Linked DNA regions of Homo sapiens: regions 2 and 3 are each linked to region 1. Evidence: read pairs that join two places in POLR2A ChIA-PET (ENCODE). Cell type or tissue: endothelial cell of umbilical vein. All regions are shown on one strand.

Region 1 (4,000 bases):
AGCATCTCAGTATGTTGCCCAGGCCGGTTTCAACCCCCTGGGCTCAAACAATCCTCCCACCTTGGCCCCCAAAGTGTTGGGGTTTCAGGCATGAGCCGCTGCGCCCAGCCTTGTTATTTTCTATTCTATTGTTTTGTTTGCTTATCATTCTTGGCTTCCAACAGCAATTTTTAAAAACTGTTTTGGGGTAGAGGGAGTATGGCTAACAGCTGTTTTTTCCTTAAATCTGCGCTGTGGATCTTAGAACCAGATGCCTGTTATTCACTCCCAAGCCTCCTAGGCAACCCGCCAGTGAGATCGTCCCGCCAGTGAGATCGTCCCGCTGTTAGTCTTTGAGTTGATGGCCAGTCAGCCCTGGGTCTTAGTGGGTGGGAATAGAAGTGGGGGATGCAGAGAGAAAGCTCATTAAACATGGCCTTGCCCTAGGATTCAGAATGCAGTGCGCCTGCACTGAATCAACCTGTCAGAGAGGCTGTTCTTTGAAAAGAAGTTTGGGTCTGTCATTTAAAAAAATTAAACAATTTAGAAATGTAGTCCTCTCCTGCTTAACATCAGTAATCTATTACTGAAAATTGGTTGTTCTGCATGAAAATGCTAACCTTCAGCCTATTTATTTTATTTTAAACAGAAAAATTATACTATGTCAACCCCAAACCCTCAATCAATTTCTTAAAAGGTTAACTAAAGCATGGTAAGGTACCTAAATATAATTCTTATAAAACAAAACATCTGGTCAGTTGTGAAATGTTTAAAACATTGCTTCTTGATCACCAAATAATTAATATGGTGAATAACAGATAGGGGCTTTTGTGCAGTAGAAGATTCAAGACCAAGACAAGCTCATGTTTCCCTTTAGGCGGGCTTCCTCCTGAGGGAGGCCCCTGACCTCCCTCTTCTTAGAGCATTTGCTTTAGAAAACTTGTAAATTTTCTCTCTGATACTTCGAGATGCCAATTTTTTTTTTTTTTTTGGTCATTTTACCTTTAGTCGATGCATAATCTTTAAAAAAGCTTTGTCAGTTTTACAACCCAGGAAAGTCTTTCTCCAAGACCTGGGAACTATTTCTTTGAAATGCAATCAGCAGGACATAGCATCCTTATCTCTGTTTCTGTGGGAGGGCAGCAGGAGCCTGACTCCAAATTGCCTTGCTCCAAGTTTCAAGATATCGTGCTCTAAGTTACAAAACTAACTCTTGTCACAAAGCTAGGATACGTTTATTTCTCCTTTTTGTTGATTTTTGAACAATTAGAATTTATTTCTCACAGTTCTGAAGGCTGCGTGTCTGAGAGCAGGGTCCCAGCACAGCCAAGTTCTGGTGAGGACCCTCTTCCAGTGGCAGATGCCCACTTCTGGTGCTATCTCCCATGGAGGACAGCAGAGGCTATAATTCCTTTGGAGAAAGCCTACTAGCAAATACACAATGGAATTTTATTTAGCCTTTCAAAAAAAGGAATTTCTGCCATTTGCGACAACATAGATGAACCTGGAGAACTATGCTAAATGAAAAAAAGCCAGGCAGGGAAGGACACATACTGCAGGATCTCACATGTATGTGGAATCTAAAACAATCAAGCTCATAGAAGTAGAGAATAAAATGGTGGTTACCAGGGGCTGGGAGCGAGGAAATGGGGAAATGTTGGTCAATGGGTACAACATTTCAGTTAGACAGGAGGAATATTTTTTTGAGATCTATTGCACAGTATGAGAACTATAGTTAATAATAATGTACTGTATATTCCAAAAATGCTAAGTGAATACATTTCAAATGCTCTTCCTACCAAAAAAATGATGAGTATTGGCTGGGCATGGTGGCTCACACCTGTTATCCCAGAGTTTTGGGATGCCAAGGCAGGCAGATCACTTGAGGCCAGGAGTTCAAGGCCAGCCTAGGCAACATAGTGAAACCCTGTCTCTATAGAAAATTAAAAAAATTAGACAGACGTGATGGTGTGTGCCTGTAGTCTTAGCTACTCAGGAGGCTGAGGTGGGAGGATGGCTTGAGCCCAGGAGTTCAAAGTTACAGTAAGCTATAATGGTGCCACTGCACTCCAATCTGGGCAACAGAGTGAAAACTTGTCTCTCTAAAAAAATAAAAAAAAAAAAAGATGAGTATTGAGGTAATGGGTATGTTAATTAGCTTGATTTAATAATTTCACATTGTTTACATATATTACAACATCACTCCGTACCCCATAAAGACATCAAATTATAAAAAGCCAACGGCAAACACAAATGGCCTGTGACTTCCCTTATGTCCTTCAGTACTAATTCACCCAATCCTTTAAAACCTATCCCTTCTGGGCCGGGTGCGGTGGCTCATGCCTGCAATCCCAGCACTTTGGGAGGCAGAGGCAGGCAGATCACGAGGTCAGGAGATCGACGTCAACCTGGCTAACACAGTGAAACCCCGTCTCTACTAAAAATACAAAAAATTAGCTGGGCGTGGTGGTGGGCACCTGTAGTCCCAGCTACTCTGGAGGCAGAGGCAGGAGAATCACTTGAACCCGGGAGGCAGAGGTTGCACTGAGCCGAGATCCCGCCACTGCACTCCACCTGGGCGACAGAGAGAGACTCCGCCTCAAAAACAAACAAACAAACAAACAAACAAACAAAACCTATCCCTTCTGATGAGCAGTTTAGTTCATACTTAGTTCTGGCCCTCTCCCCTCCTGCAGTTTAACTTTGCCTAAAGTTTCAACGTTGTTCAGTGCAATTTTTCCTTTGACACCACCAGTGGTCCTGTGTTGCACCCCTTTTGTTTTGTTTCATTTTGTTTTTTTGTCTTTTGGTTTATTTGGTAGAGACAGGGTCTTGCTTTGTTGTCCAGGCTGGCCTTGAACTCCTGGCTTCAAGGGCTCCTCCTGCCTCGGCCTCCCATGGTGCTAGGATTATAGGTATGAGCCACAGCACCTGGCCTATTGCACCCCTTTTGTTGTTGTTTGTTGTTTTTTGGTTTTGAGACAGTGTCTTGTTCTGTTGCCCAGGCTGGAGCACAGTGGCATGATCGTGGCTCACTGCAGCCACTACCTCCTGGCTCAATCGATCCTCCAGCTTTAGCCTCCTGAGTAGCTGGGACTACAGAAGTGTACCACCATGCCTGGCTAGATTTTTGAATTCTTTGTAGAGACAGAGTTTCACCTTGTTTCCTAGGTTGGTCTTGAACTCTTGAGCTGAAGCCATCCAACTGCCTCGGCCTCCCAAAGCGCTGGGATTACAGGCGTGAGCCACCGCACCAAGCCTGTTTCGTGTTTTGTTTTTTAAGACAGGGTCTTACTATGTCACCCAGGCTTGAGGGCAGTGGCGTGATCATGGCTTACTGCAGCTTTGACCTCCCAGGCTCCAGTGATCCTCCCACCTCAGCCTTCTGAGTAGCTGGACTACACACGTGCTCCACCACACCCAGCTAATTTTTGTTCTTTTTTTTTTGAGACAGAGTCTCGCCCTGTCACCCAGGCTGGAGTGCAGTGGTGCAATCTCAGCTCACTGCAACCTCTGCCTCCTGGGCTCAAGCGATTCTCTTACCTCAGCCTCCAGAGTAGCTGGGACTACAAGCTCAGGCCACCACACCCAACTAATTATTTTTATTTTTATTTTTATTTTTTGAGACAGAGTCTCACTCTGTCACCCAGGCTGGAGTGCAGTGGCAACCTCCTCCTCCTGGGTTCAAGCAATTCTCCTGCCTCAGCCTCCTGAGTAACAGGGAATACAGGTGCCCACCACCACGCCTGGCTAATTTTGTATTTTTAGTACAGATGGGGTTTTACCGTGTTGGTCAGGCTGGTCTTGAACTTCTGACCTCAGGTGATCCACCTACCTCAACCTCCCAAAATTCTGGGATTATAGGCGTGAGCCACCACTCCTGGCCAATTTTTTGTATTTTTAGTAAAGATGGGGTTTCACCATGTTGGCCAGGCTGGTCGTGAACTCCTGATCTCAGGTAATCCACCCACCTTGGCCTCCCAAAGTGCTGGGATTACAGGCATGAGCCACTGCACCCAGC
Region 2 (4,000 bases), 200 kb after region 1:
GGCTGAGGCAGGAGAATCGATTGAACCCGGGAGGTGGAGGTTGCAGTGAGCCGAGATCGCGCCATTGCACTCCAGCTTGGGCAACAAGAGCAAAACTCTGTCTCAAAAAAAAAAAAAAAAAAAAGGCTGGGCGCAGTGGCTCACGCCTGTAATCCCAGCACTTTGGGAGGCCGAGGCAGGTGGATCATGAGGTCAGGAGATCAAGACCGTGCTGGCTAACATGGCGAAACCCCGTCTCTACTAAAAATACAAAAAAATTAGCTGGGCGTGGTGGCAGGTGCCTGTAGTCCCAGCTACTTGGGAGGCTGAGGCAGGAGAATGGCGTGAACCTGGCAGGCGGAGGTTGCAGTGAGTCAAGATTGCACCACTGCACTGTAGCCTGGGTGACAGAGTCAGACTCCGTCTCAAAAAAAAAAAAAAAAAAAGAAAAGAAAGGAAATTGTTGGCCGGGCGCTGTGGCTTACGCCTGTAATCCCAGCACTTTGGGAGGCCGAGGCAGGCGGATCATCTGAGGTCAGGAGTTTGAGACCAGCCTGATCAACATGGAGAAACCCTGTCTCTACTAAAAATACAAAATGAGCCGGGCGTGGTGGCGCATGTTTGTAATCCCAGCTACTCGAGAGGCTGAGGCAGGAGAATCACTTGAACCCAGGAGGCAGAGGTTGCAGTGAGCCGAGAGCGCACCATTGCACTCCAGTGCAGTGGAGTGCAGTGGTGCGATCTCGGCTCACGATCGTTAGCGTTTTTTAACACTCAAGTGTTTTTGGTTTTGTTTTTTGAGTTGGAGTTTTGCTCTTGTTGCCCAGCCTGGAGTGCAACAAGAGCTGGCATGATCTCAGCTCACTGCAACCTCTACCTCCTGGGTTCAAGTGATTCTCCTGCCTCAGCCTCCCAAGCAGCTGGGATTACAGGCATGCACCACCACACCCGGCTAATTTTGTATTTTTAGTAGAGATGGGGTTTCACCATGTTGGTCAGGCTGGTCTCAAACTCCCAACCTCAAGTGATCTGCCCGCCTCATCCTCCCAAAGTGCTGGGATTACAGGCATGAGCCACCATGCCTGGCCCACTCAAGCATTTTTTAATTAAGGTATGTATTTTTTAGATATGGTATTGAACACTTAAGAGACTACAGTATAGTGTAAACATAACTTTTGTATGCACTAGAAAATAAAAATTTCATGTGACTCACTTTTTTGAGATATTTGCTTTATTGCAGTGGTCTGAAACCAAACCTGTAATATCTCCAAGATATGCCTGTACTGAAGAGTAAGATTTTGTCAGTTAGAGTTTAATCTTGGAAAGACTACAAACCACTGTAATAACCTAAGCATTATTTGATTCCCCAAGGACCAATTTTCACCCCTTTGGGGGCCATATTAATTTTTTATGGCTGCTATACCAAAGTACTATGAATTTTATGGCTGAAAACAGCACGAACTTATTCCCTTGTAGTTCTAGAGGCCGGAAATGCAGTTCACTGGGGGTAATGTCAAGGTGTAGGGCCATACCCCCAGGAAGGCTCTGGGGAAGCGTACATTTCCTCTTCCAGCTTCCATCTTTTTCTGGCTTCCAGACTTGCATTCTGTGTGTTCACTGACTCATGTCTGCTTCCTCCATCTTTCAAAGCCAGCAGCCGTGTAGCATCTTGTTTCAATGTCACGTTGCCTTTTTCTTCTGTCAAGTCTCCCTCTGCCTGCCTCTCATGAGGACAGTGTGATTACACTTAGGGTCTACCTTGCTAATTCCGGATAATCTCTGCATCTCAAAATCCTTAATTTAATCGTATCTGCAAAGCTTGTGTTACCATATAAGGTAAGAGTCACAGGTTCCCAGGATTAGGAACTGGATATCTTTGGGGACCAATACTCAGCCACAGAGGTGATACCACTCCCCACCCCTTAAAAATGCATGTTCTACACCAGTAAGGAAGAAAGAAAATAAGAAAGAAGAGTAAAAGATAATAAATATGTAACTTTGGCTACAAATGAATTCTTTATTATATCTCATTCTATTTGGGGCACTTGCTATTAGAACAAAGAGAGAAGATATATTTAAAATTAATAGGATTCAGAAGAGTAGAGTTGATGATGTTCACCTCATTGCGATGTACTCACCCATTCATTTATTTTGCATTACCCTTCCTGCCTGGGGCCAGTCAGCAGAGGAGGGCAGTGAGTCACTCCAAGGTCAGACAGTATTATTACCCTCTTATTGTGATGGGCAAATCCACCATTAAGCTTCAGATTGAGAGAAACACCATTGAGTTGGCAAATGCTTTCGATGTGTACGTGCAGAAAGTCATATGTATCTACAATTTTCCAGACAGCGGCAAAGAGAAATGGAAACTCTGTGCTGTATTTTAATTGGCTGCAAAATGTTTCCTTCAGAAATTACCATTCCATTAAGCACCTACTCTGTGCAAACGCTTTGCAAACACTGCTGGGAATAGCTGCATGTATAAGGGCATGCCTACCTTTATTAGACTGTTCAGGGGAATAAAATGAAGTTACAATTTATTCTAATACTAGAATGCAGTTCTCTCCCCATGGACTGCACCTTTCAGGATAGTGGCCTGAATCAGAGCAGAAAACACCTGCTGGATATCCTCCAAGTACACAGTCTGATTAGTGCCCTCTGGGAAACATGGAGGCAGATACTACTTGGCTCTCCAGCCTAAGGGAAGTATTATTAATTAAAAACTTAAAGCCAGGTTCTTCTCTGTGTATGGTTATGCATGTCCTAGATGGCCTTGAAATTGATCTGTTCTCCATTAGCAATCTGTGAATTGTACTCCTGTCTGAAATTGAGTAGAGGTCAGAGCTATGAAGGTTGAATTCAACAAGAATTTTTATGAAGTATAACTAGAGTTAGTGCTCTGCTCTAACTGCTTTTGGAGACAGACTTTCCCCAGTGTATCCCATCAAATCACAGACTAAAAACAGTCTATTTCCCCTTATTCTTGGCCAGATAGGACCTAGGCACCTGAATTTTTTTTTAAACTAGATTTCCAGGAAATTTTATTGAAGGCTAACAGCATAGCATTTCATGTTGGATAAAGAAGATGCACAAGACGGGACATGGTAAGACACACCTGTAATCCTACCACTTTGGAAGGATGAGGCAGGTGGATCACTTGAGCTCAGGAGTTCAAGACCAGCCTGGGCAACATGGTAAGACCCTGTCTCTCCAAAACAAACAAACAAACAAACAAAAAAACAAAAATTAGCTGGGCATGATGGTGTGCACCTTTAGTCTCAGCTACTCGGGAGGCTGAAGTGGGATGATCACCTGAGCCCAGGGAGGTCAAGGCTGCAATGAGCCATGATTCCATCACTGCGCTCCAGCCTAGGATACAGAGTGAGACCCTGTCTCAAAAAAAAAAAAAAAAAAAAAAAAAAAAGGCCATATGCAGTGGCTCATGTCTGTAATCCCAGCACTTTGGGAGGCCAAGGCAGGTGGATCGCTTGAGGTCAGGAGTTCGAGACCAGCCTGGTCAACATTGTGAAACCAGTCTCTACTAAAATACAAAACAAATTAGCTGGGCATGGTGGCAGGCACCTGTAGTCCCAGCTACTAGGGAGGCCAAGGCAGGAGAATTGCCTGACCCCAGGAGGCGGACGTTGCAGTGAGCTGAGATCGTGCCACTGCACTTTAGCCTGGCCGACAGAGCGAGACTCTGTCTTAAAAGAAAAAAAAAAAATTCACAAAAGAAAAATTGTATTAAGTACAATTTAATATAATTTCTTACAAGTTTATTACCTAAAACTTTGCAAATAATTGAAGTTAGAAGCTTTGGATTTTGTTTTTAGAGCTTAATCCTTTTCTGTAAGTGGAAATCCTTTCCACTGGTTTATTTTCCTTTTGATTTTATTTTACTTTGACACCCTAAAGGTTTAGTGTTCCTGTTTTTAAATCTACTGATCGTTTCTTATGAGATTCCTTAGAGTGCCCTTTAAGTATGCACAGATTTTGCAAATGCATTCATTTTCTTATTTGC
Region 3 (4,000 bases), 250 kb before region 1:
TTTTTCTATTTTTAAATATAACATTCATTGTAGAAAGTTTGGAAACATAGTACAAGGAAGAAAATTTTTATAACTTACAATCACATTGCTGAGGATAACATTTTGTTAATGTTTTTGCATAGTTTTTTTTCCAATTTTTGTCTTCCTCTTGTCTGCTTTTTTCTCACATTTTTTTTATTATGAGCAGTGCCATAGCATTACATAAGCTTTTTTCTTTTCTTTTTTTTTTTTTGAGACAGAGTCTCACTCTGTCACCCAGTCTGGAGTGCAGTGGCACAATCTCGGCTCACTGCAAGCTCCGCCGCCTGGGTTCACGCCATTCTCCCGCCTCAGCCTCCCGAGTAGCTGGGACTACAGGTGCCCGCCACCACATCCGGCTAATTTTTTGTATTTTTAGTAGAGATGGGATTTCACTGTGTTAGCCAGGATGGTCCCGATCTCCTGACCTCATGATCCGCCCACCTCGGCCTCCCAAAGTGCTGGGATTACAGAGGTGAGCCACTGCTCCCAGCGCTTTTTTCTTTTTTTTTAAGATGGTGTCTCACTTTATTGCCCAGGCTGGAGTGTAGTGGCTCGATCTCTGCTCACTGCAGCCTCTGCCTCCCAGGTTCAAGTGATTCTCCTGCCTCAGCCTCCCCAGTAGCTAGGATTACAGGCGCCCACTACCAAGCCTGGCTAATTTTTGTATTTTTAGTAGAGATAAGGTTTCGCCATGTTGGCCAGGTTGGTCTCGAACTCCTGACCTCAAGTGATCCGCCTGCCTCAGCCTCCCAACATGCGTGAGCCACCGTGCCCGGCCAGCATTACATAAGCTTTCAAAACATGATTTTTACTATCCTATCCTAAAAGTTTTTTTTTTTTTTTTTTTTTTTTGAGACTGAGTCTCACTCTGTTGACCAGGCTGGAGTGCAGTGGTGCGATCTTGGCTCACTACAAGCTCCGCCTCATGAGTTCACACCATTCTACTGCCTTGGCCTCCCGAGTAGCTGGGACTACAGGCATCCGCCACCACGCCCAGCTGATTTTTTGTGTTTTTGGTAGAGACGGGGTTTCACCATGTTAGCCAGGATGGTCTCCATCTCCTGACCTCATGATCTGCCTGCCTCGGCCTCCCAAAGTGCCGGGATTACAGGCGTGAGCCACCACACCCGGTCAAAAGATTATTTTTTAATCTGAAATTATTTCCAAGGTAAATATTTTTCTTCCAGGTATTTTCCTAAGGACCCAAGTTCAAAACCTTGCATTACTCTGGTCTCCCTTTCTTTTTTTTTTTTTTTTGTCTTATGAGAAATCAAGTCTGAATTGATTTGGTTCAGAATCAAACCTGAATCTGATCACTAAATTCTACTAATTCTTTTCTTTCTATGTCTATCCACATAGTTCTGGCCCGGCCAGGCCCCTGTTTCCTCAGCCCAGATTATTGAAGTACTTTTCTGACTTTTTTATTTCTTTGTAGCCTCTTTTCTCTATGGTAATCTATTTTACATATCTCTTTGCATCATTACCTTGACAAAAATATTGACTGCCTCTACCTTATATGGCAGAGGTCCCAAACTTGAGCTCCAAGGCTGAACATAGTCTGCAAATTTGTTTTTCTACAACTCCACAGTGCTCTGACCATTATTTTTAAATTTGCTGGAATCCTTTCAAAGGGCCCCAGGTTTCACTGATTTGTGTTACCTGCCTGGCGTCTAGGCTTCCAGGTATGGCTGAGTAGACTTTGCTTTTTTTTTTTTTTTTTTTTCTGAGACAGAGTCTTGCTCTGTCTCCCAGGCTGGAGTGCAATGGCACGATCTCGGCTCACTGCAACCTCCACCTCCTGGGTTCAAACGATTCTCCTGCCTCAGCCTCCTGAGTAGCTGGGATGACAGGCGCATGCCACCACGCCCAGCTAATTTTTGTATTTTAGTAGAGATGGGGTTTCACCATGTTGGCCAGGCTGGTCTCGAACTCCTGACCTTGTGATCTGCCTGCCTCGGCCTCCCAAAGTGCTGGGATTGCAGGCGAGAGCCACCACGTCCAGCCGACTTTGCATTTTATAACTCCAGAGGGCACTGTGCACATAACATAAAAAGTTGTGCAGTGCACAGCCTATACAATCTGCACAACTCTACCTGGTGGCCCTATGGGAGCCTATGGCCATTTAGTGTGAACTCTAGTCTGTAAAACGAATATCATGCCCACTATATCGACTAATCAAGCCCATCCTGTACCATAGTCTGGAAAAGGCTGACATTCCTAAAAGCTTTGCACTCTAAGATAAGCCACGAAAACCAGAAATATTTCAAAAGCTTTGAATTCCAAGATAAGCCGTGAAGTTATTTTTTATGCAAAAGACAGAAACATACTGTTTTTCTTTTTATCAAGACTGACCCCAAAGTTATCCAATCAGAATTGTTGACTAATATATAACAATCTGAGCTATCTCCTGACTTTGTGATTTTTTTTTTTTTTAGACAGTCTTGCTCTTGACACCCAGGCTGGAGTGCAATGGTGCGATTTCGGCTCACTGCAACCTCCACTTCCTGGGTTCAGGCAATTCTCCTGCCTCAGCCTTGACAGTAGCTGGGATTACAGGCGCCCACCACCACATCCAGCTAATTTTTGTATTTTTAATAGAGACGGGATTTCACCATGTTATAGTTCAAATACTTTTTTAAAAATTAGATGTGCTAGTTCTGTACTAACTTGTCTTTTTTTGCAAGTTAAAATGCTAGTCAGTTCTCAAATTTGTCTGTGAATTTTGCAGGATAGAGTATAAAATTCCTTAAATCCTAATTCCAAGCTCTTTACAATGTGGGCCCTACATCCCTAAAGTTTTCTCCTTTGCGTAAATACTACACTTGAGACAAACTAATTGTTTTCCCCCAACATAAACTTTATAGTTCTCTTCTGTTGCATTTCTACTCTCCAATATTTCTGATTCTTTTCCTCTCTTTTTTTTTTTTTGGATAAACAAGTTTATTTGTAAATTTAGTCAACATACATAATTGACCTAAAAACTTCAATAAGATAAATTTTAAAACCACTTGGAAGGCCATCTCTATAAAAATGATTTTCCCAGGACAGTAACCAGATGTAACCTAACCTAACACCATCTTAACCGGCAGAGGTTCAGTGGGCTAGAGCTTTGTGCTCCTCCCCTACACCAAGTTTTTATAATACAAATGCCACAAGAAAAAGAACTTCAGTACTGTTTCCTCTTAGCAGAGGAGAAAACTCAACCTAGTTATGAGACCAACCACACAACACAATGAAAAGCTGCACTAGTTCAGAATATTAGTTAACAGATGATGCTGGTGTGAATAACTCATATTTTTTTCTAGAGCCCTTATAAATAAAATCCCCCAGTTAGTGTTTCCATTATCAGCTAGAGGGTTAGTTAACATGTGGTAGAATGAGGATTTATGCAAGGTATAAATGCACATAGCATTTTACTACTATGAGAACAAGTGCAGTCAGAAGAAAACCAACTGGACTCTAAATTACACACACCTTAATGACAAGACTCCCCACCACTTGTGAATGTAAAACATTTAATTTGAAAATGTTGACACTACAATATATAAAATAGCTATTATAAATGCACATATTGTATTCTATAGCTGCCAGGTTTAATTTTTTTTTTTTAAAGGAAACTATAAGTTACACTGTGGTTAAGGTTTGTATCTTCACCCTTGAAAAAGCCTACATTCTATCACAGTGATGTATGGTCAGACTTAACAGCCCCAATTGTTAAACACTTGGATCAAGTCATAACCAGTTTTATTGCAAAAGGACCCTGTTGTACACATTTATCAATTCTAGTACCTTAATAGCTACCCAACAAGTCATTAACATACAGAAACATGCATCATGAGAAGCAAGAAATATCACGCATCCGTTTTGCATATTAACAACTTGTCACTCCTGAGCAACAGTGCTGACATCACTGAGGTCTGTAAACAGTCACTTTTCGCATTCATCCTGAGTGAAAGATGGAATGACTTAAGTACAAATG

The links. ChIA-PET counts read pairs that join two places held together with the same protein. Peaks named below come from ENCODE experiments on the same cell type or tissue, not always from the same donor. Only the 100,000 strongest peaks of a DNase experiment are listed, where the experiment ranks them.
Region 2: POLR2A ChIA-PET joins it to region 1 with 9 read pairs; 4 of 35 experiments call an interaction of 5 or more read pairs at or near these places.
Region 3: POLR2A ChIA-PET joins it to region 1 with 5 read pairs; 3 of 35 experiments call an interaction of 5 or more read pairs at or near these places.

The regions. Positions count from the first base shown.
Region 1 is chr12:32,039,257-32,043,256 of GRCh38, forward strand. No RefSeq gene overlaps it. Among named protein-coding and RNA genes, the nearest start is that of BICD1, 66 kb to the right of the region's middle. In endothelial cell of umbilical vein, no CTCF peak of the experiment used is centred here; no DNase peak of the experiment used is centred here.
Region 2 is chr12:32,238,841-32,242,840 of GRCh38, forward strand. The region is part of intron 2 of BICD1 (BICD cargo adaptor 1); the gene reads left to right. Among named protein-coding and RNA genes, the nearest start is that of BICD1-AS1, 130 kb to the left of the region's middle. In endothelial cell of umbilical vein, no CTCF peak of the experiment used is centred here; DNase peaks (open chromatin) are centred at 1,631 and 2,191; H3K27ac peaks cover 813 bases.
Region 3 is chr12:31,787,666-31,791,665 of GRCh38, forward strand. It overlaps H3-5 (H3.5 histone), which reads right to left. Exons shown (of 1, transcript NM_001013699.3): 1 at 3,520-4,000. Among named protein-coding and RNA genes, the nearest start is that of H3-5, 2.6 kb to the right of the region's middle. In endothelial cell of umbilical vein, no CTCF peak of the experiment used is centred here; a DNase peak (open chromatin) is centred at 2,136.